Regions from separate parts of the Homo sapiens genome. Here region 1 is linked to region 2. A link is an interaction called in ENCODE POLR2A ChIA-PET data of the cell type or tissue named here. Cell type or tissue: GM12878. All regions are shown on one strand. Links, peaks and the distances in the headings refer to the core of each region. The heading gives the core; the rest is flanking DNA. Region 1 has its middle 140 kb from the start of NAMA. Region 2 overlaps ERP44 (endoplasmic reticulum protein 44).

Region 1 (2,921 bases), core at 215-2,714, 580 kb before region 2:
AAGCTACTGGTCCAAAGTCACACATCTAGCGATCTAGAGGATACTGTAGCTAGGATTTGAACTTGGGTTCCAACTCTAAATTCAATGCCATTCTCATGCCCCCAGCCCCCTACCCCTCAATGCCTAACACTGACAGTTTTCCCCAGAACTACTAAAGCAAACGGCTTTTTCTATTCCCTGGTCCATAAATTAAGAAAGAGGTCCTGGGGTGTTAATGTTCATTCCAATTAGCCTATTATGGCCAAGATGGCATTAGCCCTTGTGACTCTAAGATAAAAGGGATTTTTCCCACAAATGGCCGACAAGTTTGGGCCAAGTTGTAAACATTATTTCCATCCATCTTGGACTGCAGCAGAGTCTGTGGTCAGCGTGCCAGGGAATATATGAGAAAATCAGGCAGCCTTAATCTCTGCAGCATGTGGAAGGAAATAAAGACCACCTTGACTGATGGTTGACTTGATATGTCTGAAGGGGATTAAGTCTGGCTGTGACAGAAATGGCTGCGGAGTCACAGTGAAGAGAACTCGATGAGGTATGGCCTTCCAAGTTTAAACTTCTAATCTCAAAGGACCAGAGTGACTTCATAAGGAATTCAAGAAGAACGCAATTCACTCAACATATAATAGGATCCTGAAATCCTAAGAATGTTTTCCTGAGGCCAGAAAAAGGAAAGAAGTGTAGTGATGCCCGCTGTGGGAGGACTGGAGTCACAGGCAGGCTGTGCAGTGCTACTATGATAACTCAGCGCCAAAAAGGTGTTACAGGATTGATGACATTTGCAGGTATTGACACCTATCCAAATTCATCCTCTAAACGGAGAGCTTAATGGATAGAAAGCAAACGGCTAAACATATCTAAGCATTCACCCAAACTAGCAGACTGGCAAAGTCAAGCCCAGAAATAAATGGAGTTTAATCTCTGGAGTTTAACCTTCATACTGTCACTAGATTTTTTACGTGATTCTCTCCCACCTCCCCAAATGTTTTGCTTCCTCTGGAGCTTTGTCTTTTGATAATAAGCTCTGTTTGCATTTGCAAAATATACAAAGTGAACTTCCAGATGGACCTCTCAAAGTGCAATCTAAACATGAAGGAAACAAGAAATCCAAAAGTCAAAGGCGAGTGGGAGGTTTTCTTCTCCCCCAAATCTCTGGGGAGTCCAATTCATTCAACATGCTCACATTCTGGTTTCATTTCCATTTTCTATAATAAGAGATGAAGATGTAATATGTCAATGTTGATGTATCAGAGAGATGATGAATTCCAGGCTAAAACACGGCGACATCTGCTTGGAAACGAGATGGAAGAAATTAAGATGCTTACCATGATTATTTTCTTCCAGAGCAAATTTATAGTATCTTTGGTCTCAAGGGCAGAAATTCCAGACAGATTAGCTTTTCATCTCCTAGGTAACTCTCTGAACTGCATAGGTATAGAAATTCATTGCTTTAACACTGGGTGTCCTTATTAGGGAAATATCTTAAATTCTATGCCAACAAAGGAACTCATTGACTACTAAGCAATAGTCATGAAAATATTTATGACATGGATTACAAACAGGTGCTCCAAGTAGAACAAAAGCTGGGATTATTCACTGCTTGGACTAACTGAAAAAACATTATTTACATTAGCATAGCACATTTTATGCTTTTAGTAAATATTATTTTTCTGATTATGTGTCCTCATATTCTAGAAATGGCAACTTTGCTTACGTACCAGAGGGACTTGGAAACATGAATAGAGTTATATAAATAATAGGTGCTAGAGCATTGCCTGTACTACCCATTTATAAAATATTCAACAAAATCGTATTCAGTCCCTATTACATGCCTGTATTTGGATCTGCAGATGCAAAGATAAGTACAACATGACTCCGGTCTAGTTCAAAATTTGCTCAATTGGTTCCTATAAACTTTTTAAAGGAAGTTGTGTGAGCATTCTCATGTTCATTTCACAGATGACGAAGCTGAGGCTGGACAAGATCACACACCAGGAAGTACCAGAGTTAAGAGTGACACTCCAATGTCATTCTTCAGGCCCAGGGCTCTGTCCATTCCTTCATAGGCTGCTATGATTGAGAGGAGAGCCTGAGGGTATTTGGGTGACCCAAGGGCAATGGCTCACAGTGTCTAAGGGACATCAGAACTGGCCTTTTATCCAGTCCTAACATCTCATTGCTTGTCATTTTCATTTTTCATTCAAGTGTTTGGCACCAAGTAGACACAGCTGTAGTCTCAATCAAAACTAAATGATACTTTGCAGGAATTACTGAAATGCTCATTGAAAAACTATTCTCTTCCCATTGTTTTGAAATAATCCAATAAGGAAAGGGTCTTTTTTGGAATATCTTCTCTCAGAACTTTAGCGACAGGAATTGTGAAATGTTCCCCAAATATTGCTTGGCATGAAAACCTCTTTCAATGCAAATAAACCATTGATAAAAAAAAAAGAATTTGTTAAGGGGGACAGGAATTGGGGTGATGCTCATAAAAAGCTGCCAGAAAAGCCTTGGATTGCAAAGGAATGCCTGGGAGGCTACACAGGTCATGTGCAGCCAAAAGGAGACAACGAGGATATTTTACAGCCATCTTAGATACTATAGATTTTATTTTTTTATTGGCAGAATCAATGTGACTATTCCATAATAATCAGGATAAGATGAAAACAAAACAACAAAATGGAAATATTTTAGGGGTTACAAAACTTCTAGATTTGAGGATTCCCTCACCTGCTAGTTCTGTGATCTTAGGCAAGTCATGGAATGTCTCTGAACTTCCATTTCCTCATCTCCAAACTGAAGACAGCAGTTCCTACCTCATAGGATAAATATGACGATGAATTTGAAAGCACACACTAAATTGTAAAACATTATACAAACCAAGGTTTTTCTTTCCTATTTACACAAAAAAATTCAAGTCCAAA
Region 2 (2,921 bases), core at 296-2,795:
AAAAATACAAAAATTAGCTGGGTGTGGTGGCTTGTGCCTGTAGTCCCAGCTACTTGGGAGGCTAAGGTGGGAGCATCACGTGACCTGGGAGGTTGAGGCTACAGTGAGCCAAGATCAGGCCACTGCACTCCAGCCTGGGCTACACAGCAAGACCCTGTCTGTGGGGGGGGAAAAAAAAAGAACTGTGTGTGTCTGTGTCTATATAGTCTAGAAATAGAAGACCAACAATTCTACAGAAAACCAGGCTAGACAGGAAGACAGTTCACACAAAAAGAAATGCAAATGACTTTTACACCTAAGAAGCTTGATCACACTCATATTAAAGACAGGCAAATTAAAATACATTGAGATACCATTTCTCACCCATCAGACTGACAAATACCCAATAATTTGACATTATACCTTTTTAATCAAGGCTACAGGGAAACTATTACATTGTTGGTGAGGTCATAAAATGGCACAACCCCTATACGGAGAGTAATTTCAAATATACAGCAATACCTACAAAGCTACATATACATTTACCTTTTGCCCTAGCAACTGCAAGTACAGAAATCTATCTCAAAGATACACTATCAAAATTACGTAAGCACAAGCTATTGTTTGCAGAGCTATCTGTAACAGCAAAAGAATGGTAACAACAGTGAACTGGTATCTATCCAGTGAAGCATAAGCAGTTAAAAAGAAATAGGCAAAATTTCTATCCGCATCTCTAGAATAAAATTTTAAGTTAAAAAAAAGGTGGGGGAAAAGTGTGACTAATAAGCTACAATTTAATCCAAGTGGAGGGAGAAACAAATATATGCCAAAATAAATACAAATAGCTTGTACCTTTAAAAAAAAAAAAGGAAGAAAGGGACATAAAATTGAAAAAGTTTTTAAAAAAGTATTCCAGGCCGGGCGTGGTGGCTCATGCCTGTAATCCCAGCACTTTGGGAGGCCAAGGCGGGCAGATCACCTCAGGTCAGGAGTTTGAGACCAGCCTGGCCAACATGGTGAAACCCCATCTCTACTAAAAATATAAAAATTAGCCAGGCACAGTGGCAAGCGCCTGTAATCCCAGCTAATGGGGAGGCTGAGGCAGGAGAATCACTTGAACCCAGGAGACAGAGGTTGCAATGAGTCAAGATGGTGCCACTGCACTGCAGCCTGGGCAACACAGTGAGACTCCAACTCAAAAAAAAAATTAAAAAAAAATTTTCCTAGGTCTGCCACAGTGGCTCATTCCTATAATCCTAACACTTTGGAAGGCAGGCAGATCAGTTGAGCCAGGAGTTCAAGACCAGCCTGGGTAATATAGTGAGACCCTTGTCTCTACAAAAATTAAAAAAAATTAGCCAGGTGTGGTAGCACACACCTGTAGTCCCAGAGTCCCAGCTATTCAGGAGGCTGAGGTGAAAGGATTGCTTCAGCCTCAGAGGTTGAGGCTGCAGTGAGCTGTGATCACTCCTCTGCACTCTAGCCTGGGTGACAGAGCTAGACTCTGCCTCAAGAAAAAAAAAAAAAAAAAGTGCTATTTTATTAAGAGGGAGATAAGACAGTAAAAGAGACAAACAAATTAGACTTATCCAAATATAGTTAGCTTTACAGATTTAGTTTTGGAAGAGATTTTATATAATTATAAAATAAAAGGTAAATTTTTAAAAACTAAAAATTGAAAGATAAATGAAACAAATGAACCTAACAATATATATGCAGCTGGTGGTTAGGACCACATAAATTGAATTACAAATGTACAGGAAACACAAGGAACAGAGAAACATAAAACCCCACAAGGATGCAATCAGCAATATCCAGAATGTGGCAAATGCTACAGGACAGAGGATCAGTTTCCTAAACAAATTATAAGGAAAATGATGAGATGGAGAGAGAACCTAGGGATTTAAAAAGTTTTATAAGTGACATATGAACCAATTGGAATAGATGGACTTTATATAGCCCTTGCTTTGAACAATGCTGTTTATTTTTTTTTAAAAAAAGGGAAACAATCAGGAAAACCCAAACACTGACCAGATATTTGATGATATGAAGGAATTTCTGTCAATTTTTCCAGATGTGATAATGGTATTGTGGTTTTGTTTAATTCTTACCTTTTAGAGGGACATACTTTAGTATGTCACCTGGGAAATTTTTTTTTAAAACTAATTTCTGGGGCTCACAGATATAACTGACCTGGTATTGGGCCCCGATATCATTTTATTAAAACTGCCACAGATGATTCTAATGAGCAGCCAGGCTTTGTAAACTATTGATCTAGGGTAAGTTAAATCAACAAAATAAATAAAACCTCACCTAGGTATTAATCAAACTGCATGCCTCCAAAAGTACTCTTCCTGAAGACTGGAATCTACATATATTATTAACATTAAAGGATAAAACTGACATCTCTGAATTCTACTGTGCTTATTTTTAAGGTACTTGTAACGATTAAATAAATGTTTACTTAGCTCTCAAATTTACATAGCTACCTAAACTAAGCAAACTTTTCTTGACTACCTATACATATTGAACAAACCGAGAACAACAATGGCAAAACCCTTAAGTGTTCACATGCGGGACAATTACGACTAGTAACAATTATGATCTATAAACATACTTATCAAGAGATTAATGAGAACACATCTTCAATAAAACAAATGGACTGCAGTGCTACAAATCTGAACTACAGAAGAGGTTACCTAGGGTGCATGAGACAACTTCTTTCCAATTTAGTCTTATTTCTCTTATCTCGCCTTTTCAAAACTTGTACACAACCAGTGCAGGAAAAACAGGCAAGATTTCTATCCCCCTTACTGATCATTTTCCCAGCGGAAAACCCTGAATAAACCCACCTTAGATAGGAAGATAAGCAGAAAAGGGCTAATTAAATCTATCTATCTAAATATATGTAAATAAAAATCTATATAGACGCAAATAAATAT

The links. Peaks named below come from ENCODE experiments on the same cell type or tissue, not always from the same donor. Only the 100,000 strongest peaks of a DNase experiment are listed, where the experiment ranks them.
Region 1: POLR2A ChIA-PET joins it to region 2 with 8 read pairs; 1 of 35 experiments calls an interaction of 5 or more read pairs at or near these places.

The regions. Positions count from the first base shown.
Region 1 is chr9:99,508,877-99,511,797 of GRCh38, forward strand. No RefSeq gene overlaps it. Among named protein-coding and RNA genes, the nearest start is that of NAMA, 140 kb to the left of the region's middle. In GM12878, for the core only: no CTCF peak of the experiment used is centred there; a DNase peak (open chromatin) is centred at 1,165.
Region 2 is chr9:100,093,482-100,096,402 of GRCh38, forward strand. The region is part of intron 1 of ERP44 (endoplasmic reticulum protein 44); the gene reads right to left. Among named protein-coding and RNA genes, the nearest start is that of ERP44, 4.1 kb to the right of the region's middle. In GM12878, for the core only: no CTCF peak of the experiment used is centred there; no DNase peak of the experiment used is centred there; H3K4me3 peaks cover 431 bases.